2 separate regions of the Homo sapiens genome follow, and region 2 is linked to region 1. Evidence: chromatin loops called from intact Hi-C (ENCODE). Cell type or tissue: PC-3. All regions are shown on one strand. Each heading gives the region's core, and the rest is flanking DNA. Links, peaks and the distances in the headings are about the cores only.

The links. A loop is a pair of places that touch in the nucleus more often than their neighbours do. Peaks named below come from ENCODE experiments on the same cell type or tissue, not always from the same donor. Only the 100,000 strongest peaks of a DNase experiment are listed, where the experiment ranks them.
Region 2: a loop joins it to region 1, with 4 times the contacts of the local background. A loop is called at or near these places in 2 of 110 quality-filtered maps.

Annotation. Positions count from the first base shown.
Region 1 is chr4:113,291,297-113,299,296 of GRCh38, reverse strand. It overlaps ANK2 (ankyrin 2), which reads right to left. Exons shown (of 46, transcript NM_001148.6): 21 at 6,783-6,881; 22 at 5,759-5,857. Among named protein-coding and RNA genes, the nearest start is that of MIR8082, 140 kb to the right of the region's middle. RefSeq lists enhancers at 5,863-6,382, 6,593-6,762, 6,383-6,902, 7,816-7,985. In PC-3, for the core only: a CTCF peak has its summit at 4,169 (motif pointing left); no DNase peak of the experiment used is centred there.
Region 2 is chr4:113,459,594-113,476,743 of GRCh38, reverse strand. It overlaps CAMK2D (calcium/calmodulin dependent protein kinase II delta), which reads left to right. Exons shown (of 21, transcript NM_001321571.2): 17 at 11,140-11,215; 18 at 16,503-16,597. Among named protein-coding and RNA genes, the nearest start is that of CAMK2D, 290 kb to the left of the region's middle. In PC-3, for the core only: no CTCF peak of the experiment used is centred there; DNase peaks (open chromatin) are centred at 8,293 and 8,953; H3K4me3 peaks cover 588 bases; H3K27ac peaks cover 1,813 bases.

The DNA.
Region 1 (8,000 bases), core at 1-8,000:
GGAGATGATTCTCTGTTTGAAAATAATTACTGGAGATACTTTTTAAATGATTAAGTTTCATTGCCTGATAGTCTCAGTTTCTATTTTCAGGTGCTGATAATGGGACTATATTTTCTTTGTACTTGTAAGAGTGGAAACAATAATTTACTTCAGTTTGGTCACTGAATGCTATCAGAATTATCAGCAAATATATGTGGCAACAGAAAAAGTAATACACTGTGATCATATTGGTCATGGATATTTTTCTGTATAGATATTAAAAATGGCCTCTATATGCAATGTGGTAAATATAATATCATTTATACATGAGAAGGTATTTGACCTTTAGAAGGCCATCATTAAATATTTGTTGAATGGATGGAAAATAAGTAGTCCTACATATGTATAATGTAACAAGAAATGAATACATATTTTCCTTTTAAACAAAATGTCCTTTGAAAACTTGATTATTTAAACATAAACATGGTTTTATGCAACTACCTCTGAATCGTACATAGAGAACAAGGCTATAGTGAAATGATCATGGACATCTCTTTCTGCTACAGAATCCAAGATACTATGGTCAAGATTAGAAACTACTTTAAAAGTTAAAATGAGTAGGACACTAAGTACAAGTTTAATGGGATATAATTAAATCGGATAATATGGCAAAAGAAATGGTATATAATAGATGGAAGAGAGATTTAATAATGAATTTATATTGTTAATCACGATATGAAAAATGTAGAAAATAAAGTAGGAGTTCTTAACATTCTGCTTTACAAATAGTAGTCAATATCTGATTTGTTCTATGCAAAAGAAACTGTGTGTTTAACTGATCTTCACTTAGCCAACCCTCACTCAGCCAATCCTCCTGGTCACCAATTGCATTTATATCACATAATCCCTAAGCCACCACAGCATACTTAGTGATCTTGGTTATGATGCCACCTTTTAAGGCCCTCATCCATAGCTTCCATCAGTGGAGTTCAAGCTAAACTTGTTTTTGTTTCTAAACATACTTATACCAATCATACATATTAATATAACTTTAATAACTAAATTAAATATTATGTAAATACTGTTTTTTTTCTAGAAAAACTAGGGTAGATGTTTTTTGAAGTCCTAACAAAGGTGAGTCACTGAAAGTAATACCCAATTAGATGTAATTGAGACAATTATAACAGGTTGAAAAAACATGTCAAAAGTCTAAAAAGATTCTGCACTAAGTATGTCTTTTTAAGAAAATACACAGCAGGGGCTCAGGACTGTAATCCTAGCATTTTGGGAGGCCAAGGCAGGTGGATCGTTTGAGACGAGCCTGGACAACGTGGCAAAACCCCGTCTCTACAAAACAATACAAAAATTAGCCAGGAGTGGTGGCACCTGCCCACCTACTACTCCCGAGTAGTCCCTGTTACTCTGGAAGCTAAGATGGGAGGATCACCTGAGCTGCAGTGAACCGTGATAGTACCACTACACTTCAGCCTGGGCAACAGCGTGAGATCCTGTCTCAAAAAAAAAGAAAGAAAAGGAAAGTACACAGAACATACAAATATCATATAAATATACATATTATAGCATATATATACATAATATAATAGGTATTGATATTGTTTGTGCAAGAATGGCAATTTAATTTCTAATCGATGGACCTATATTTAAAGAAAAGATCTTGGCTCTACCTCAAAAGGTGTCAAATGACTTTACAAGTATTTATTGTATTGCCATTTTTATGGCTCCTATTTTTAAAATTTTTAAATTGTTGTGGATACACAGTTGTACATACTTACGGGGTACAAGTGATATTTTGATATAAACATAAGTATAATGATCAAATCAGGGTAATTGGGATATCCATCACCTCAAACATTTATCATTTCTTTTTAAAGTCCTAACAAAGGTGAGTCACTGAAAGTAATACCCAATTAGATGTAATTGAGACAATTATAACAGGTTGAAAAAACATGTCAAAAGTTTAAAAAGATTCTGCACTAAGTATGTCTTTTTAAGAAAATACACAGCGGGGGCTCAGGCCTGTAATCCTATCATTTTGGGAGGCCAAAATGCCTCCCCAGTGGATTTGGGGACATTCCAAATCCACTTCTCTAGTTATGTTGAAATATACATTTTAGTTAACTATAGTTAGCCTGCTGTGCTGCCTAACACTAGATCTTACTCCTTCTATCTGACTGTATTTTTGTACCCATTAGACAACTCCTCTATCCCCTCCTCCCCTGATTTTCATGTTAACTGACTTATGGCATCAGGTAAGATTTAGGACTTAGAATATTCACATTTTCTGAGTTTACTGAACTATTCCCTAATGTTCAAGTAATAATATAAGATAATATTTTTATTTTACTAATTTATTCAGTAATTTATGGTCTGCATACCAATTATATGCAACATAAAACACAATCACTTTAAGATTATACAAATAATAGAAATAATTGATGATGGTTGATCAATTAGCGGAAGGATGAGTCATATGTCACAGTTCTTCCAAGCTGCATTAGTGGATTGGGCTTGTTGGCTTCTGTCACCAGAAATGTGTCTCTACCATTCTGATATCCATTCTGGCAAACATGTAGTGATTGTAATCCCAGGAGAATGCTAAAATGTCTCATATTCCCTGCTGTATCTCACAAAGTAAAGTTAGAAAAGCAAAGGTTAAGGAAACAAACTACGATTCCAAAATGTCTCAGAAGTTTCTACAGAAGTGGTTTTTCCTTTACAAACTACTGCCTTATTCTGGTCTCTACACAACGACTTTATTCATACTTTGGGGTAAAGAACTCAAAAGAAAGAATAGGAAAGGAAACTTTCTTTGATCAAAAGGACTACATGGTTGCTCATATGGCACATCATACAAATCCAATTCATGTTAAATTAGTATGTCAGTTGTGCAGGTGTAATGCAACTGTTGCATTTGAGCGGTAATAACATTAACTTTTATTAATTTTACTTAACTATTAAGTTGTCTATTGTGCTATCATCAGTAGTTTCAAATTATTTTTGTGACTGTAGATTTTAGAAAATGATATTGAATATCACTCTCCCACAAAAATCAATAAAGAGCACTATTTAAGTGGTTTTTCTTTTTGTTGAAAATTAGGTGAAAACAGTTTCTTCACAAAATTCCTATTAAGCTATTTTCAGCAAAACCAAAGTCAGTTATATCAGAAAGGTTAAGAACATGGGCTTTAAAACCCGACAACCTAAATCTGAAGCTTAGATCTTCCCTCAATGCCTTACATATTTTTAAACTTAAATATTACTGTTTTTAATATCATTAACAATACATTATGTGGAAAAAATATTATGTGGGAAAAGAATGATTGAAAATCTCTTTCCAAAGAGAGGAAGTTTATTGTAAGAAGACTCCCAGAATAGATGAGAATAAGTCTATTCTTCCAATCCTTACCCCAAAATTCCATTTCACAAAACAATTAAGCTCACAATTATAAGAGAAACCAGTTCAAAGAGCAGCAGACAGTGAAGAGAGACCAGCATCGAAACATGTAACCATTAAAACTATCCATTTAGGTAACAGAGATACTTGTTTAGCTCATGTGGACAATGATTTCTTAGTGTCCTAACTGAAAGGAGAAATGCTGTTATGTTTTCTATTTTTATTGGCTTTTCACCTAGAAACTTGAATTCTAAGTATAGCGACTTTTGATGGAGCAATGCTCAGCTACAGAATGTAGAGAATAATAGTTACCAGAAAAGAAAAAAAGCTCACAGAGGGGGTTCTAAAAGGAATTTTCATCCCATCTTTTCCAGAGATAGATGTGGTAGAGAGATGATCTTGTATCTGATTTCTGACAAGGACACTGAGACAGCAATTACAGTATTTAGAGACAAACCAGAGAATGCTTATTTGCTCTTCTTTTTAAATATAGATCTTTGTTTGAAGTCATTCACCTGAGTAATATCTACAAACCTGAGATCTCTTTGAAACCAGACATATAAGTTCCATAGTTTTGTTGAGTAAAATATGAATGTATTTTCTTACCAAGCCTGAGTCTCATTCTCTACTCTCATGACACTGAAGTTGCTGGTGGGGAGGAGTAATGTTTTCACCACTGATAATTCTTCAGCACTTAGCACAGAACTTAGCACATATTTTATATCCAATAAATAATGAAGGAATAAATCAGTTAATGAAATGAATGGAAGCAAAGTAGGTACAAGATAGCAAGAGATACAAGCTTGCCATCTAGTGATAACTTGGTAAAATAAACATACATTATTCCCAGAGCAGGGAAAAGGTAAAAAGTTGAGAGAAAACATGACTTCTAATGGCAGAACAGGTGTGCTTGGCCAATCTTGCCACTAAAGGCTTCACGTATTGTGATGTACACCTTGTTTTAAAGATATCAAATGAAGTGGCATATATGTGTAGGCCCTTAATATGAAGATTTTCCTGGTATAAGAAATCATAAAATAAGAAAAAGCCATTAAATATAGTGACCTACAAGTATGGTGCTAGGCAGTGACAAGACCTGTTTTTCTCCTATATAATTTATCAAAGCTATACCTTAAATCTTTAAAAATATTGTGGTGAACTGGCTGAAGGTTTTAAGATTCTGCTTCAGAAAACAAGCAGTGCTATTCTTTCCCATCTAAATTCAGTTTGTGTCTTGCAGCTCATTAATAAATCATAGGCCACTCTGCTTAAAACTGCACGTTAAACCAACTGTATTCCATCACTTCAATATATGTCAACAGGAACTTACTGTCAGCCTGAAGAACAAAATTCCTTTCTTTTTCCTCACATCTGTCAAAAACACCAAGCATTTCAAACTCTATATGCATTTTTAGTTTGGAGCATTTACTAGAACCTCCTTCAGAATTCTTTATTTGTTCATTTGTGGTTTTATTGTCTTTGAAGAGCTTCTCATGTCGTACTGTTCTACTTTTCTACTTTACGAAGCTAAATTAAAGAGCCATTCTTTAATCCATGCTTAAAGTAGAAAGTTAGTGAGTGAATAAATGCAAATATAATAGCACTTCCACTTTCAGGTAGGAGCCCCCTCTCAGGAGGCTCCTTTAAACTTTGCTCCCACTGAATGGTACAGGAGCATTAGGACTCAATATTGTCATGGTCTTTACTCTTCTAGAGTTTCTCTAGCAAAGGCCAGTGATAATCACTGATTTGTCATGAAGAGTCAGCAGTTGTATTCAAAACAGAGAAAATAAGAAATTTTAAAATATACTTTTTCACAACACAGAAACAATTTACCTAGAAAGCACAAGGAATTCTCTTTTTGAATTAAAAAATAATAATCAGAAATAAGATGCAAAGTAAGGATGAATTGCTCTCACTGGGAGTCCATTTGATCCAGTCATGAGCACAGTGTTGGGAGGAGCAGGGTCTTTCCAGAGGCTGGCCTGACCTCCTGGCTAAGGTAAGTTTGCAGTGGAGTGTGTTACCGCTTTGCCAGCGGTAGGTGTCACACACAACTAAAGGAAAGGGCACAGAAGCCAGAAAATAAGAAGCCAGTCACAGAAAAAGGAATTAAATATTATAAAACTATATTCACACATTTTTATAGGGATAGATGCTGAGTAAAGGAAGCCGAAGCCCTGTATTCCTTGTGTGAATCCATTTACTTCTGCATACGCCTATGTATGTGCTACAATACTTTCAACAAAAAGAAGTTCAAAACTAAAAGCTCCAAACATCTTGTGAGTGAAAAAGTACTGTACATGTATTTAGTTTGAAAACGAAGAATAACAGGGCTGAAGCTAGTCAGTCACTCATACTCACTGTGGTGGTGGTGGTGACCTCCTCAGTCACAACCTTCAGGGTGTCGACCACGGAGATGTAGCCCAGACGCTTAGCAATCGCCAAGGCAGTGTTGCCATTCTGAAGAGAGAGTGAAAGAGAGAGAGTGAGAAATAAGAGAGAGGACTGCGATGTGAGCCAATGAGCTCACCCGCTGCTCTGCATCAGCCAGCATTTCCTTCCAAAACAAGGCACAGCTTAGGAAAATCACTAGTTTTTACCATTACGTCTAAATCTGTCTTTGTAACTTCTTCAGACTATAGGCCAGGTCACCATGGTAACACAACAAGCTTGCATCTGCTTGCTCTTTTTAATAAGAAGCACTTGACGCTTTAACCCTAAGGTTGTCAAATATCTTCTACAAATACTGTATTGCACTTAAGAAAGTGCCTCATGACGTCTCCAAAACCTGTTAGCAAGTACCAGGTACACTTATCCCTCATCAGAAGTCAGGCCATCTGCTGCAGGTAAGATGTTACCATCGGGAACACGGTAACATATTTAGCTACAGCTGTGCAGAAGCTCACTGTGCAGCAAAATAACACAGGCAAGCAATTCGGGCTGCATCCAACCCAGGCCACTCGGGATCCCAGTTCGTTTAATTGCACCGCTTAGTTTACATTTCAATGGCTCCACAACTCAATGAGCTTTGTTTAAGCTAGCAGCTCCCTTACTGTGCTCCCTTAAGAAGGCGAGGGGGGGTCAATTTGTGCTCACATCTGAGAGCCAGCTGTAAGCAGAGCACGTTCCAGCAGCCCAAGCGGAGGGCCCCCGTCTCCAGAGAGAGCCAAAGAGTCAGGCTGACTGCTTTCCCTCCCAGGGCAAGCACTTCTGGGGAAGTCACACTGACTTCTGGAAAGCCTGCCCAAAAATCTGGGGCTTTCCAGAGTCCAGGGGGCTTATTTAAAGAGGAGGAATCTGACCTCACTCAGCTCAGACAAGAAGCCACCAGGGCAAGAGAGGAAAAAGAAGAAAGCGTGGTGAGGGGCAGTGGCGTCTGCCTTACCGCAGTGGTGGCGTTGGGCTTGGCCCCATGCTGGAGCAGGACGTTGATGATGTGCGTGTGACCCTGCTGAGCGGCCTGGTGCAAAGGCGTGTAGCCGTTCTGTGGAGGACAGTGGTGGCGGGCCCAGCACCCGATTGGCAGAGGGAGAGGAAAATTAGGTTAGCCTTCATTTTGAATAGTCTTATTTACAACAAAACCATCACAGATGCTTTATTTGGAGCCCAAGATGATCAGCAACCCATTTCTCAGCAGCAAACACTCCCTCACACCTTATGGTCTGCTAAGCAAAGAGAAGAGACCAGCTGATGAAACAAGATTAACAGACTCCAAATGATAACTATTATTACATTTTAACCAGTTAGCATTAAAAAGGAGGGCTCCCTTAAGAAGGTGAAGGGGGTGGGTGCAGTCGACTTCTGCTCACATCTGAGCTGAGAAGAGAGATTTAAAATAAGAAAACAGCATTATCTGTGATTTCTTCCCTGGGAAACAAGAGTTAAAATTGTTTTTAACTGAAGGTTGCAGAGGGTCATATAAACCACTGCTTGTTCATCATGACTCTCCTAATAATTAACCTTTGGCTTAGCTTTAGGGATTCTAAATCATTGAAAGTAAATCTAAATCTTATATTCCTTTCCAAGAACAGCTTTTCTCCCCATTTCAGACGTGATGAAACTGAAAATAAGAAAGTTAAGTAATTTCTCCACAATCGGGCGAGGTTCAGATCCTGTGCAGAAGACTATGACAGCCAATGGCTACCAGACAATGGCTATTATTTATTAAAATCCACCTGCTTCACTTCTCATAAAATTTTATCTATATGTTTCAGACCCAGTTGTCCTGGGCTCTAAGTTCTGAGTGGCCCTTTCATACTCTAAGCTTTTAAGTGTACATACCCCTTTCATCCAATGTCACTGCTGCCCTGTGAGCAACATACATATTTGCTTGTTCTGTCTACTATAGATGTGGGTGCTACATGATTTCTTTATAAATTCACTGCACTCTGTCTGCCCATAGGAACATGCCCACATGTATCAGGGTTACCTAAGTGTCTCTAAGTGTGGCACATCCTCAACTCTGTCATGTTGGAAGTCTTACATCTCCTTATAAATCCCTACAATGGGATGACCCCAGGAAACCTGAAAATATAAATCAATTACAGGGACTCCAAGAAGCCTTTGGCTATTACAGGGACTCTGCGGTCAAATCAGATAATCC
Region 2 (17,150 bases), core at 3,657-11,656, 170 kb before region 1:
ATTGAAGAAGTTATATATCTTGTGACCTCCAGGTACATGACTCCTGATCAGTAAGCAAACTAGGGAACAATAGCTGGTTATTGCTTAACTATTCATAGATCTTAGCAAATTCAAGACTCTACCATAATTCTAACCTTGTGGCCTTTTATTAGTTTTATGAAGGTAGTTTCAGTCCTGAACAAGGAGGGGGCATAATTTTGGGAAAGGCCTGTAATCATCCTTGCTTTAAAGTTAAACCGTAAAGTAAATTTCTCCCATAGTTGGCTTGGTTTACACCCAGGAATGAGCAAGGGCAGTTAGCTTGTGAGGTTAAAAGCAAGATAAAGTCAGTTATGTCACATTTATCTCGTTGTCGTAATTTTTGCAAATGCAGTTTCAGCATCACTATGTGAATGTGTGTGTGGTAAAAATGGGAAGTATAAATAATTTTCCTCCAAACCTAAATAAGTCTTGCAAGTTGTGACAGACCATTGTAAATTTACACAGATTTACAATGCTGTGCCTTTTCAGTCCAATGGTCTGACATCTGAGAAAGCTACAGTAATCATCAAAGTTGGGCATATAGGCACACATATTACGTTGAGCCCTGGCCTTTGGATCTACAATGCCATAGATGAATGCAACATACTCCTGACATATCAAGAGGTTCTATCATTTTTTCATAATTTTCCAAATTGGAAAAATTCTCCTTAATTATTTTATTTGTATTATAAACTTTTTTCCACTAGTTCCCCACTTACTGTTGACTACAGATGCTTTAGTAGTTTTAAACAATGAATGGGAGGAGACTGATTTTCCCATATGTTTTGTAAATTGGCCTTTCTTCTTCCCACTTCACTGAAGATAATCTGCCCTTGCAGATTATCTTTTATTGATTCAGGGAGCTATGGACTGGATAGTGATGGACTTTGTAATGAAAGCACAAGCTACTATTTTTGCAGCTGCTGAAGATAAGAATAAGCTAGAAAACATGAAAGTACAATGATCGGAGATGCTGCTGCATATTCCTGTGTAGTAAAAGATCTGCTTTGTTATCTGGACAGTCTCTTCCAGAAGAAGAGACTTCTTGAGTCAAAATAAGATAAGAAGTATGCAACACAAAGAAGTGAAATGACATTCTTACAGTTGAAATATTCATACTATGTTAGTTGGTAAAACTGCTTAGCTTCTACCTCATTGAGGCAACATTGGTGTGAGAAACACTGAAATATGACTGAGAGCCTACACTAGCAAGAAGATGGGGGGAAGATACCTTTAAAAAGATCACTTGGAGTTCAATAATTATGGATGCATAATAACATTTTGAGTACTCTTAATATAGTCAGCCTAGTTCTTTCTCAAAAAATAAATTCAAGGACATAACAGTTCAGTTGATACTATGGAATTTTGTTTGTTTGTTTGTTTGTTAGTTATTCAAAACCAGCAAAGGGATATGATGCTTATTTGGTAGAGAGGACATGCTCTTCAGCTCTTTCTGCCTTCTTGATCCAAGAAAGCATTCACAAATTTACCAGTTTATTTACTCAGGAAAATGTGGCTATAAATGAATTTACCCAGGAATAAACTAAATTCTATTATTTACTAAGTTCAAATAGTATACTTTTCATAAAGGGATGAAATCAGTTATTGAAAAGAAGCTAAATTAATTGTAAGCTAAACAACAGCAACTGAAATCACTGAAAGAAATTAAAACCTACTATCATGACTGTAAAGGATTTTAACCATTCTCACTTTTTATATTTCTAGCTATTAATACTGAAGGGAGGACAGAATATTAACACTTTGAAATTAACTCTCCGCCAGGCACGGTGGCTCACGCCTGTAATCCCAGCACTTTGGGAGGTCGAGGCGGGCAGATCACCTGAGGTCAGGAGTTCAAGACCAGCATGGCCAACATGGTGAAACCCTGTCTCTACTAAAAATACAAAAATTAGCTGGGTGTGGTGGCAGGCACCTGTAATCCCAGCTACTCTGGAGGCTGAGACAGGAGAATCGCTTGAACCCGGGAGGTGGAGGTTGCAGTGAGCCGAGATCACACCTTTGCACTCCAGCCTGGGGGACAAGAGCAAAACTTCTTCTCAAAAAATAAACAAATAAATAAATAAATAAACTCTTGACCTGAAAGATATATGCTCCGTTTTGACTAATATAAAATTGATTAGCAGAGTTAGTTGAAATCATTACAGCACCCAGGGGCAGCTGGATTGCTTTCATGACCAAAAAAAAAAAAAAAAAAAAAAAAAAAGGCCAAAAAGGACTTTCCAAATATTTTAAAACTTTATGACTAATTGGTCTCATTGTCTCTTTTCCACGTCTGAATTTTTTTCTTTCAAGAAAATAACTGTGGCCATCACCTTGGTTACACAGTGGAGAGAAGAGATACCCTTAGAGAATGCTTAGAACATCTCTGATCATGCAAATGTGTAAACTTGAATGCCAAGAGACTTTATAATCTTAAATCTGAGCAGAGGATGTGAGTCTTTGACCAGTTTCTTAAAATCTTTTTCTTCCATGTCATCAACTCTTAACTGGAAATGGTACCACACCTATGTGATTCATGGAACATCTTAATACTTGAAATACTCAATGGTATTCACAATGCTGTGCTATTTCTAGCTTCTGCAAGTCAGCTGGGGGTGGCAGAATAGTTACCCAATTACTTTAATGTGGCTAGAGTGAATTCTTTCACATAAGCAAATGTTCTGTGTAATCATAGTTTCTTTAGACTCTAAAACATTTATTTAAGTCATTTTTTAATGAAAATCTTTATAAATACTTTATACCTCCTTTAATTTAATAGTAAATATTTTATTTCCATTTCCGGTCAAAGGTAATTTTAGGAATAACATGACCATATTTTACTGTAACCCGTGATATCCTTGCAAACTAAAAAAAACATAAACCTATTTGTACTTATTCTAAATGATCCCAATGCTAGATCTTTCTGATCTTAAAGATTTGTTAATTATTTATTATTAGGCTATAGCAATTTAACAGGGCTAAGACTGATATTACTTCTTCCCCAGTTAACTATCATTTTGTACTATGAAACTACTCTGCATTATATAGCAAAGTTCAAAGATGGTTTGAATAATTTATTTATTTTTTTTAATCCTGAAAGCCTCTAGTAATTAAAGGGTGAAAAGTTGATGTTATTCAACAGGTGACTTCTGGATAAAAGAGGTTTACAGTAAACATTCGTGAATAGAAATTTAGTAATTGCCATGTCTTATATTTGAATAAAATATTAAATCACTCAACTTTAGAATCTGTGATAAGTTTGATTTTAAAAGCCAAAATTATGAAAATTCCTCTCCCCAACATTAACTGCTACATCAGTCTAGTGAAGTAAAAATAAAGTCACAGAGAAACAAGCCGCTAATTGCACAGAGAATGCCAAATATAACTGAATTGATAGGCACCTTTTTCTGTAAAACTACCAAGAGCATAATTTGTATAGTTGCCTAAAATAGTAACTATTCCCAAGGGTTAATTTTGTTAATGGCAGCATGGAAAAAGACAATAAAACCACGGGGCACCCAGTTGTGTGAAATTGATGTAATAATTAATTACACCCTTAGCCTAGTAATTAAGTAGTCAGTCACCTTGCCAGAGTAAGTTCAAAGGCATTTAGGTGGTTCATTTAAGTTTATGATTTCAAAATATTGAAGTAAAGCACTGTGGGCTGGAAAGGAACATAGATCAGTGAATTGAACAGCAGAGGGGAACCTTAGCCAAATAAAGCTCTAACCCTGGCACAGCCTCTGAATTTGCTAGATGACTTGAGCAAGTCACTTAACCTCCTTGTCCTTCAAGTCTCTGACAGCCAAGTACCCAATAACCTGTAAGAAATGTAGAAAGAAGGATTTAAATTAAATAGAACTAGACATATTAAGAAAGTAAATAAATAGAATTGCTAACTTAAGATGATACAAAAATTGTTGCTATATAACAATTTTAATTGCACAGCTTTTGATCATTGAATAAGTGCTTTTTAGGCACAATTCACTAAAAGATTTCAACATATGACACTCTGCAAACATCCCAGTGAAGACACATTTGCAGGTATAAATTCAGTTTATTTTGTGGTCCAAGTTTCATTGTAGTCAGCTAGACCTCTCAATAGGGCTTATCATCAAGTAGTTTCACTTCAATGAACTGATTAATCCAAAATCTAAACAACTGAAAAGCTCAAGCTCAAATACTAGAATTTCTTTGCACTCAACCCTCTTGAAAAGAAATATTAAATGTAAACATTGACTAGAAGTATCTGGTTTATCTTACTAAACTTTTAAGATTAAATCTGCTGCTATTCCGGCATCTGAAATACTGCAGCCTCATAAACTTTGGTCCTGATGCAGACTCTGAAGTATCCAAGGTGCCTTCTCAGCACCGCCACATCCAAACTGCTATCATACATGATAATTGTCTACATACTTGCATTTATCTAGTGATTTAAAATGTACACAGTATTTTATATATATTGTCTAACCATATACTGATATTTATTCATACATGCATGCATTTATGGACGTTGACTCAGTACTAGGTGTTCAGACTATAAACTGGTCAAGTTCTAGTTAGATATATGAACATCCCGTGATAATGCAGTAAGATCAAAGTAACGTAAAGTAGCTGGGTCTGAAGCACGCAGGAAGAGCAATACAGACAAAGTGACACTTGAGCAAGGTATTGAAAAAGATTTTCAGGCAGAAGAGGGAGAGCTTCTGGCAGAAGGAAAAATGGCAGGAAAAGTACAGTTATCAAAGAGCCAGGACTAGCTGAGGAAAGGTGAGCCCCTTGGTGTGGCTGGAGAATATATAAAAGCCCTAGAGGACAAAAAGTGTCAAGAGATAAAGCAGGAAAAGTAAGAAGATCTTTAAAACAGAGAACTTTGGGCTTCAGCTTCTAGACCATGAGAGGAGGGGGACTAGAAACCTTAAAGGGGTGGGGGACAATGGCAGCTCTGTTCTATAGAGTGATGATTCTGCAACAGTGAGGAGTGAGAGAGGCCGGTGTGGGAGACCTGGGAGCAGGAAGGGTCAGGAACTTCCGAGAGCCTGAATCAGAGTAGTGGCAGTGAGCCTAGAGAGGAAGAAATGGCTCTGAGAAAGAGTTGGAAGAATGTAGAATGGCTAAAGATCTATGAGGAATAAAAAGAAAGGAGATAGCAAGGCTTCCAGTTTGGGCAGCTGAGTAGATTATGATGCCACTATCCAAGATGAGAAATTCCAGAGAGGCATCAGACTTTGTGAGAAAAATACTGAGGTTCATTTTGGGCACCCTGGGTCTGAAATGCCAGGACAAATTCAGATGTTTAGAATGCAGTTAGAAATATGAGCATGGAGCCTAGAAAGATTTAAGGTCTCCGAGATAGAGAATTGGCAGTCTTCAGCATGCGGTCAGAGCCAGAGGAGTGAATGAGATTGCCAAGAGTAACCAAATGAAATAATTAAGAGGCTAAGGATGTATCCTGGGAAACATCATCAGAAGTGCTAAGGAAAAAGAATGATCCATGGAGGATTGGATATGGAAACAAAGAAAGAATTGAATCCAGAAGAAACCCCAGGTTTTGAGCTGGGAGACTGGCAAAATTGTGGTTTCATTAGCAAAAATGAGTAAGTCAGGAAAACAAAGGAGTTCGATGATCAGTTTTAGACAAGTCAAAAAGTGTTTTCTGTCATTGTCAATAAACGATAAGACATACTACTTTATACTTAAATTATTTCCATTTGTCAATTTTATATTTCTTAAAGGCTGTCTGGTTATCACCAAATAATGTACCATCATATATTTTAAAAAGGTCATTGGATTGGGAATCGAAACCAATTGAGTTTGTTCTGGACCTACTATTCATTCAAATACTTATTAAACATTTCCTATATGCCATGCACTGTGTTATCTGCTAGAGATGCAATGGTGCAGTACCACCCTTCTAGAGTAATAGAGAAAACTGATTAATCGGTTACATGCAAATAAATATGTAAATACAAGTGTACTAAGTGCTTTTAAAAATCAGGTGCCAGCTATGTATGAATTCATAACATCGCGGGGACCTGACCTAACATGAGGCTCAGGGAAGACTTTTTTTTTTTTTTCTTTTTTTTGAGACAAAGTCTCGCTCTGTCACCAGGCTGGAGTGCAATGGTGCAATCTCAGCTCACTGCAACCTCCACCTACCGGGTTCAAGTGATTCTCCTGCCTCAGTCTCCCGAGTAGCTGGGACTACATGTGCGTGCCACCACACCTAGCTAAGGTTTGTACTTTTAGCAGAGACGGGGTTTCACCATGTTGGCCAGGATGGTCTCTTGACCTCGTGATCCACCCGCCTCGGCCTCTCCAAGTGCTGAGATTACAGGCATGAGCCACCGCGCCTGGCCCAGGGAAGGCATTTTTGAAGAAATAATAGTTGAATTGAGATCTGATAAAAGAAGTAGGAGCAAAATGGGGGGGGTGCAGTTTTCCAAGAAGAGAAGACAGTACATATAAAGGGCTGGTAATAGGAGGCAGAATGTCCATTTTGAATTGGTAAAACAAAGGAGCAAGAGTGGATTGGAGAAGATAAAGTCAAAGAGTCTGAATGAGTCTAATGAGATGGGCAGAGTCCAGATTACGCAAGGTTTTGTAGTCTCTCTTCAGGTACCTATCCTGAGAGCAGTGAGAAGGTTTTAGAAGAGTTCAAATAGAAGGTTATCTGAAGAGATAGGCATTTAAAAAAAAGAAAGAGAGAGAGAGAGGTGGTTGCATTGTAGAGAACAGAATAGTGAAGAGCAAAATTGGTTGCAGAAACACTAAATCAGAGGGCTGTTACAGAGCCTGGACAAGAAATGATGGGTGCTTATACCCAGAGAGAGTGGGGGTGAAGAGGAAAAAAAGTCAAAAAGAAGAGGAAGGCAAATTCAACAGAACTTAATGGATTGGCTTGAGGTGCTGGATTTAGGGAGTCAAATATGATCCTCAGGTTTCTTTCTGGCTTATGCAACTGAGAGATGATCTTGCCATTCACCAAAATGGGGATCCATGGAAGAGCAAGCAGGCTTGTAGTGGTGGAAGTTCTTAAGCTCAGTTCAGTATATGTTGGGTTTGAGGTCCATTTGAGATACCCAAATGGAGGCTCAAAAATAGCCTTGACACATAGATCTGAAGGAAGAGTCTAGAAAGGAGGTTAACAATTTGGGAGTCATTGGAATATAGATGACTATTTAAAACACTGGTGTACACAGGACTTTAGGGATGCAGCATGAGATAAGGAGAGGGACTCAAATTGAGTCTTTAGAAGGAATTGAAGCATTTAATATCCAGGTAGAGAAGGATAACATGGCAAATGAGAATGAGAACATGTAGAAAAGCAAGAGAGTTAAGTAAAAGGAGAGTGTTCCAAGACAAGAAGGTGGGAAGGAGTGATCAGCAAACTCCATACCTTTGGGCAATGCGCATAATCCCTTTATTTATCTGTTAAACCAAGAAATAATCACTGCATTCCTGAGTATTGTTATAGTAACCAAATCTAATGTTTGAGGAAATGTTGAAATCTGTAAGTTGTTTTATTATGTAGTTACTCTCAGTTCTTGGGTTTTATTTTGTTTTCAAACACTGGGATCATTCACACCCTTATCTTACTCTTCCAGGCCTCTTAGAACAAGAGCCAAAAATATATGAATTTGAAAGGGAAAATGTTCCCAATTCTTTGTGCATAATTGCATGGAAAGTAATTCCACTCAGAACCTGGAACATCTCTCCCACTTGGTTTTCTCTTTTTCCTTTTCCTAAGAATCTAGAAATCGCCAGAAAGTACTTTGTGTCCTATGAGTATAGGCTTGAGCACTTCAGTTCTAGAAATAAACCTAGTAGGTAAACAGCTTCCTGCGATTAAATGGCTAGCTCTGGAGTGGAAGAAGCTTCTGGTATTCAGGGAACACCTTACTGGTACATTCTGCATTCATCGTGGTATAATTAGGGACACATCACAAGCTCTCCACTTTGACTTTTGGAGTGGTTATTTATTACTTGGTGTTCAGGAAGAGGGAAGGCCAGATGAGAATGGACCCCCTCCCCACACAACTTGTCTGTCCAAGCCACTGACACAGTAACTGTTCCTCAACCTCACTGCTGATTGAGAGTAGAGCTAGCTAACACCAAACCCTCGCTCTTCCTCTAGGTCAGATGCTGGGCTTGTGGCAACAGTTCCAACAACAAGCTGACTACTATATACAAATGATTCATTTCCAGCCTTCTGCTTTCCTTTAAAGAGTCAGCTGTCATGTGCCGCCTGTGACTCACTCAAGCTCCTTTGCCCCAGTGAAATAAGCACTCTAAAGATTCCTGAGTTCCAGGCCCCTCCTAAGCCAAACGAGTCACATTGTTTTTATGGTGATACAGCACAGAAGCATCCTGGCTAATTCCCATTTGTTGTCCTGCCAGCAAAAGCACCATCGTTTCTAAGCATAAGAAGTGAGAGAAGGCAATTTGTGTTGCTTTGTTTATGCAGGACAACCCTTAAGCCAGTTGTGGCATGCAAAATACTTAAGAGTGAATGCGTATTTCCACAGTGGTTCAGAAAGTAAAAGATGGCCATATACACCCGATGATTCTAATTCCATATTATGCTTGTGAGGCAGTGCAGAGACTTTCAGAAACTTTAGGAAGTGATCCTAAACTCTTCACACTCTATAAACTGAAGCCTACCCTAATGAAGCTCCACGAAGGACGTTGATCTTATGCTCATTTCAAATTGGCCATGTTTTCTAAACTGTAGTTTTTCCTATCAGCTGTATATCAGACCAAAAAAAAAAATCTGTTAGTTTGAAATGAGGATTTCATGTGAGAGAGAAGTTTTGGTGGCCACATTTTTATAATCTCATTTTCTGAGATCCTCCTCACCCGTATCCCTTATATTCCAGAATCGGGTCAGCTGTCATTAGCTTTTGCCAAATGTTCATACTGTTGAGGGCACAGACAGATGAATCACCTATTGCCTAACTGAATTAAGCTAAAATGTGTCACTGGCAGGATCCTTATTACAAAATCATGCCCTGATACCACTTCTGTCACTATGTTTTGCTGTTGAATGTATTATTGATATTCATCAATCAAATGAGCAAGGGCAAGAAATGTTTTGGACTTCTGTAGGAGCTGTGTTATATTACTTTATATAAATGAAAAGTAATTATGTAACTAAATATGAATTCTAACCCATATAGTGATTTTTTAATATTATAGACCTTGACATTGTTAGCAACCATATTATGGACTAACTTAATCACATTTTATAGGATAGTTTATTACTTGTATTTGTTATGATATAGTCTCATATAGTCTCGATGAAGTAAAATGTGGTTTATAGAAAATTTATTTTTAAATAATGTCATCACCTAGGTAACCTGAAGTTTCAGAGTGAAAGTAAGCATTTAAGCTTGTGGTTAAAATCTGCTTGATGAAGATCAGATTCATAAAAAATGCAAACTGGTTTCTTTAGTCAATAAAGAATAAAACCTGAGGTCAGCTTTCTTCGTGATCAATAGCCTCACTACCTCAGTAAGATAAGATGGGAAGTAACATTTTGTGATTCCCAGTCTATGTTCAGTGATTTTAAGGGAATATCGCAATATTCTTAAAATCCAGTAAAATTTGATTTCTAAAATATTTCATGCAGTAATTTTATAAATAAGAGAACAGTGTTCTGAAATCAAGAAAAGTTTATTAGTCTCAATTGATTAAATTCACAAACATTGAGCATCTATTCCATAAAAGACACTGAACAAAGCTTTTTAGGCTATACAAGAAAATAAAATGTTCTTTGCCCTCGGGAAGCTTTTAAGTTAACAAGGAAGACACATTACACAGTACAGAAAGTTTAATAACAATTTAAAACAAGTAATAATGTGTTTTAAACTAAAGAAGGTATCAAGAGATAGCATATGCATAATTGCCGAGTGATACAGATGCTGCAGGCTTTCAAAAAAGAGAAAGAACACTTGAGGCAGATGTCAGTAGAAACAAATTCACTGAATAGATAGGATTTGAGCCAAACCACTATTAATAATTTCACCAATTATGGGCTAGGAATAGAAACAAATCATGATTGGTGTTGGGTTTGACAGCTATACCTGGAGGCTTTCATCTTATTATCTGCCTACATCTACAGTATTGATTCATATGTCACTTCTTCAATTTGTAGAGTTTACTAAAGGCCATTTGTCTAAAAACAAAGGCCAGTCACAGTGTCGGCATCCTTTTGTAGAGTTTGTCAAGCAGAAAAGTGAGAAAATGCAAATAATTATATAAAGTTCAATATCTCAATGCAAGATATCATCTTTACTCTGAAGATAGACATATTATTAGAATGATACTTTTTAAGATTGTTTTTAATAACACTTGTTAACTATGAAGAGAAATATGTTTACTAATCCAATCAAGTTAAGGTAGTAAAAACTAATTTTATTTTATTTTATTTTATATTTATTTATTTATTTATTTATTTATTTTTGAGACGGAGTTTTGCTCTTGTTGCCCAGGCTGGAGTGCAGTGGCGTGATCTCGGCTCACTGCAACCTCCACCTCCCAGGTTCAAGCAATTCTCTTGCCACAGCCTTCCCAAGTAGCTGGGATTATAGGCATGCGCCACCAAGCCCGGCTAATTTTGTATTTTTTTTTCAGTAGAGATGAAGTTTCTCCGTGTGGGTCAGGCTGGTCTTGAACTCCTGACCTCAGGTGATCCGCCCACCTCGGCCTCCCAAAGTGCTGGGATTACAGGCATGAGCCACTTTGCCCAGCCTTAGTAAAAACTAATTTTAAAAAACATAGCCTTGACCGACCTTTCAGGTGACTGTTGTTTTCAAACAAATGGAAAATAGCAGTGCTTTCCAAACATGAATGTACTCAGAGGTCACCTGAGAGTCATGTTAAAATGCAGATTCTGGCAGGGCACAGATCACACCTGTAATCCCAGCACTTTGGGAGGCAGAGGTGGGAGGATCACTTGAGCCCAGGAGGTCAAGGCTGTAGGGAGCTGTGATTGCGCTACTGTACTCCAGCATGGGTGACAGAGTGAGACCCTATCTCAAAAATTAAAAATGAAAAAGAATATTTAATATGACTTTTGTCTTTTATTCTTACCCAACTCCATATTTTTGCCTTTAGCACGAAAGCAAGAGATTATCAAAGTCACTGAACAACTGATCGAAGCTATCAACAATGGGGACTTTGAAGCCTACACGTGAGTAGCGGACGTTTACTTTGCTTTCATGCATATGGTAAATATATTTTTTATATGAATGCATTATTCAACATGTCTGAATTCACATATATTTAATTCAAGGTTTGATATGTTAACAATAGTTTTATTTCATAAATGACTAAGTGCCCCTAGGAGAGAAAAATTTCAGAGAAAATTTCAGAGAAAAGATTTCAGAGGCCAGGCACAGTGGCTCACACCTGTAATCCTTGCACTTTGGAAGGCCAAGGTGGGAAGACTGCTTGAGGCCAAGAGTTCAAGACCAACCTGGGTGACAAAACAAGACCCCGTTTCTACAAAAAGTTTAAAAATTAGTCAGGCATAGTGGTGCACACCTGTAGTCCCACATACTTGGGAGGCTGAGGCAGGAGGATCACCTAAGCCCAGGAGGTCGAGGCTGCATGGAGCCATGGTCACATCACTGCACTCCAGCCTGGGTGACAGAGTGAGACCCTGTCTCAAAAAAGAAAAGAAAAAAGATTTCACAGAGAGAAGGCTTGACTTCTGATCCAACGATTGGAGATTTCTTTGTAAATATACAGATGTATAACCACTCCCACATCACACATACAGAAGTCCAGATGAGAAAAGGTCAGTCCAGGCAGAGCAATTCATGTGAGCAAACACACAAAAAAATATGAAAGTACATAAAATGTGCATTTCAGCTTAAGAAATGTTTTCCCTTGCAGTTCTGCAGAGGTTCTGGGGCAGAGAAAGAGATTAGGAGGTGACATGAGGCAGCCTTCTCTCTTCAGCCAGTACAGCTCAACTTTATCTGCATCTCTTTTATATGTTTGTATCTTAAGGAAAACTTTACTTGAAGAATGGGTTTTAATGCTTATTTAAAGTTTATAAACTCCTGGATCATAGGAACTATGAAGGAAATTACTTTGCTGAAGTTAAAATAAAGCATTCAATTTAAATAGGGCCTTCTCCTTACACCATGCAACTAATGAGTTCCACCCCAGTGAAAGACTTAAAATGCAAAACGGAGATTGAATCTGATCTCTGGCTAGAAAGATCCAAAAGCTGAAGATATAATCATAAATGAGAACATAATATGATTATACCTAAATAGATAAAACGTGTATACTTTAATTAAAAAACCAAGAATAAAAGAGACAAACTTAGAAAAACATTTGCAAAACATATATCAAAATTTAATTTTTTATATTGCGTGAATATGATTGAAAAGTAGAAAAATAGGTAAAGAACATGAACTGACTATTATCAGAGGAGGAAATATAAATGACAAGTAAACTAGTAAAGGCATATTCATGTTTACTAATTAAGTATACACAAACTTGAATGCAAGAGCCTCTTCTCCCTATAAAGTCAGCAGAGATGTAAATTCTGCTGATAGCCAGCAAGGTGCAGATACTGCAGGACAATGGTGACTTTCCTCCACCATGGAATAAAACACAATTGGGTGCAAACTTTCAGGGTGGTGGTGGTGGCAGATATGGGGGGATTAGTAATATATTTTGTTGTATAATCTGTTATTATATACCTGAAAGCTTTTATAAAGTCTCACTTTACTGTAATACTATAATTCTACTTATAAGAATTTAACAAGTATAAATTTTTTATGTAAAACATGAACAAAAATTTGTGAACAAAGATATATACTGAAGCAAAATTCATAATAGTGAAAAATTGGAAACAATGTATATGCCCAACAGTACCATTCCCATTAAATCATCTTTGGTACAATGGTTATGTTGAGTTTCTAGCGACCTGGAAAAATATTTATGATGTTTTTACTGAAAATTAAGCAGGACTTAAAAGACTATGTACATAATTATTACAACTAAAAAAGTAAAAGGTATTAAAAGTGCCAGGTGCGATGTCTCACGCCTGTAATCCTAGCGCTTTGGGAGGCCAAGGCAGGCAGATCACCTGAGGTTGGAAGTTCAAGACCAGCCTGACCAGCATGGAGAAACCCCATCTCTACTAAAAGTACAAAATTAGCCAGGTGTGGTGGTCCATGCCTGTAATCCCAGCTACTTGGGAGGCTGAGGCAGGAGAATCACTTGAACCCAGGAGGCAGAGGTTGCGGTGAGCTGAGATCGCACCATTGCACTCCAGCCTGGGCAACAAGAGTGAAACTCTTTCTCAAAAAATAAACAAATAAATAAATAAAAAGTATTAAAAGTGGAATGAAACATGCCAAATTAGATTTTAAAAAGAAAAAAAGAAGTTGCCTCTGAGAGGTAAAATTATGTGTGAATTTTTTTCCTGCTTTTTTATTCTTCCCAAATTTTACATAAGCAAGTATTACTTTTATCATTAGTTATAAATAAACACAAAATATAAAATATGGACGAGATTAGCTAAATGTAAGACAAACTATATCAGGAGCTTCTTCTTATAACTTAAATATGTGTGCATATATGTATAAACACATGCATATACTTATGTATGAGTGTATCCATTCTTTATCATGACCTAATAAGACATACTTGGAATAAAAGAAATAGTAAAAATTGGAGTTAAGAAGAAGTCTGTTTTCAGAGACAACCGTTCCCTATTAAACAATTGTTTATAGCTGTGCCATAGAACCTGCTTTTTAAAAATTCTTGTTGCTGTTATATCCTTGTTAGATACATATGATTATCCAAAGAATAAGATTATTCTCTTTTTTAAAAAATCTTTTTTTTTTGCAATAGCATTTCCTTGTGGAATGATAAAAAGTTGTGTTTGTTATTGTTAAAAAGAAGTTGCCTCTGAGAGGTAAAATTGTGTATGAATTTTTTTCCTGCTTCTTTTATATTCTTTCTAAATTTATAAACAGATACTACTGTTATATAGGGAGCAATTGTAGCCAGGCAAAAGTGTATGTTTCCTATATTCTCAGTTTAAAATAGGGTATTTTAAATAATGCTAAACCTTGGGATCATACCAGTTCACTAATATCTTTGCCTATGGAGACTTATAATCTGGCCTGATTTTGTACTTTCCAGCCAGAGCTAATCCAACAGGGCTTCCATTCGAGAGCTTTTGGGATGGTAGAATGTACTGGTGGATCCCTGTCAGCTGGTCCTTAGAACACCTGTTCAGATCACACACACCCACATGTCAAATGGCAGCTTTGTGGATCTTTCATTAATACAAAGCCTTTTATGGGGTAGATGGATGATTAGATAGATAGATAGATAGATAGATAGATAGACAGACAGACAGACAGACAGACAGACAGACAGACAGACAGACAGACACACACACACACACACACACACACACATTTCCAAATATACTGACTCTTTTTCATGGCTGGGTAAGAAGATCCATCATGGCACAGTGATTCCCAGATTATGTTAGTACTGATGTAAGGCAGTAAGAAATTTTGGTTCACTGATAATGACAACCAAAAACCATATTTATAGAGGAAGTAATAGCCCCTGGCAGAATAAATTCTTGTTACCATAGGAACGCTGTTCTTCCCATTTTGCTTCTTAGAAAGAGACTATATATATTTGATTTTAAGCTTAAAAATGCCTGCCCAGCAGGCAATCTGAAGTGAAGGTTACTGTAATCCTTGCCCCCATCATCTTTAAGGCACAAAGGATATCCACTGTGATTTCTACTTTTTAAAGGTATTCTTTAAATAACACCGGTTCCACGTTCTATAAACAGTACTGCACTTTGAGGAACTACAGTGAGTTAGACTTTTGAAATTTGTATTTCTGTTGAACATTTAAAAAATTTTGCTCCCCCTCCACCCAAATGGGGAATTTCTCTATGAAATTAGATGTGGCCCCATCCACTGTATTACCCTTTGGGGCAAATTAATAAACAGTCCAAAATCCTTTGATTTGTACTCCATTTGATCTACCTTGTGAACTCCCATTCATTCTTCAAATCCAGGTCTTGTCACCTTCTCTGAGAAGCCTACCCTGATCACCATAGGCCCAAAGGAAATATTTTCTTCTCTGCATTTCCAGGGGCCTTACACACATAACACAGTGACCCTGCTTTCCATATCAAGCAACCAGTCATCATTCCCCAAGCATACTCTGCATTTTCACAGCAGCAGACCATTGCACTTGCTGTCCTCCCCCTGCCCACCACCTCCCACACACCTGGAAAACTCTTACTCATTCTTCAAAGCCCAGCTCAAATTTTCTTCCTCTCTTAAACCTTTCCTGTTCATCTATTCTAGTATTGATTATTGTATAATTGCTTGTTTTGAAGAATATCTGCCACATAGTAAGTGTTCAGCAATTCTTTACTGAATAAATAAATTTCTCCAAAGAAAGCTCATTGGTTTTTTCCAAATATTTAAAATTGTGCACCCCTTTATTGAATCATATTTCTAGGATTAAGAAAGAAAACCAATATGAGCATTTGAACCTTCTGTTGATTTCATTTTAAAAATAAAATAAACTTAAACACAATAATAAGATGTAAGTCTTGTGGACATTGCCAGGAAGTGTAGGGTGTGATACTTTCTTTCAAGTCAATTGTAATATACATGTTTGACATGAATGTAGGATATGTGGTCCATCAAAAATTATTCCAAGGCTAAGCATGGTGGATCACCCCTGTAATCCCATACTTTGGGAGGTCAGGTGGGAGGATCACTTGTGCCTAGAGTCCGAGACGAGCCTGGGCAACATAAGGAAACCCCATCTCTACTAGAAATAAAAATTTAAAAATTAACCCAGCATGGTACTGTACGCCAATACTCCCAGCTACTAGGGAGGCTAAGCCGGGAGGATTGCTTGAGTCTGGAAGGTTGAGGCTGCAGTGAGCCATGATTGCACCAATACACTCCAGCCTGGGCAATGGAGCAAGACCCTGTCTCAAAAATAATAATAATTATTATTATTATTATTGCAGAAGTATTTAATTTCAGAATCAAAGATAGTTTTATAGGATTTGGAGAGTGTCTTACACTTGGACAATAGGACTTGGAGAGCATTTTTAAAAAATAGTAAACCTCAATCAAGAGTTAGAAAAACTGGAAAATTCACCTTAAAAATAAAAAAGTAGAAATTATAAAAAGGGGCCTCCTAAAATATTGTGTATTATCATCTGCTTGAACTGGATAAATTAGTTTGTTCCTATCAGAGTTCTCTGCAAAATGTCTTTTTAAGAGTCTGCTCCTCAACCCACCTTGCCAAGGTTTATGATAGAACTTTTGTATGTAAGTGTTTTTAGAGGCTCTTTCCTTCAGTGACTGGTAAATCAGAATGTTTACACATGAAACAACAAAACACATTAAAGCACCTATTAATTGGTTGTTTTCATTATTTTTCTTTTACAGAAAAATCTGTGACCCAGGCCTTACTGCTTTTGAACCTGAAGCTTTGGGTAATTTAGTGGAAGGGATGGATTTTCACCGATTCTACTTTGAAAATGGTACATTTATTCCTAATTTAATAACATGCCCTTTTTAAACCTCTCTGAATTTTCCCAAATTTGCAGATTATTTTGCTCTTTTCTACAATGAGAGTTTTTACCTTCATCCAGCATTTGAAACCATACAATGGTTTTGTATTCAAAATTGAAAAAAAAATATGTCAGGCTTGGCTTACAGTTTTGGTGTGTTTTAAAAAATATCTTTGTAAAAAAATTAATGTTGACTGGGCACTGTGGCTCATGCCTGTAATCCCAGTGCTTTGGGGGCCGAGGCGGGTGGATCACTTGAGGTCAGGAGTTTGAGACCAGCCTGACCAACATGGTAAAGGCTCATCTCTACTAAAAATACAAAATTAGCTGGGCATGGTGGCGCACACCTGTAATCCCAGCTACTTGGGAGGCTGAGGTATGAGAATTGCTTGAACCCGTGAGGTGGAAGTTGCAGTGAGCCAAGATCGCAAGCCTGGGCAACAAGAGTGAAACTCCATCTCAAAAAAAAAAAAAAAAAGTAATGTTGATTGAATACACTTCAAGCAAGTTGCAGTTAATGTAT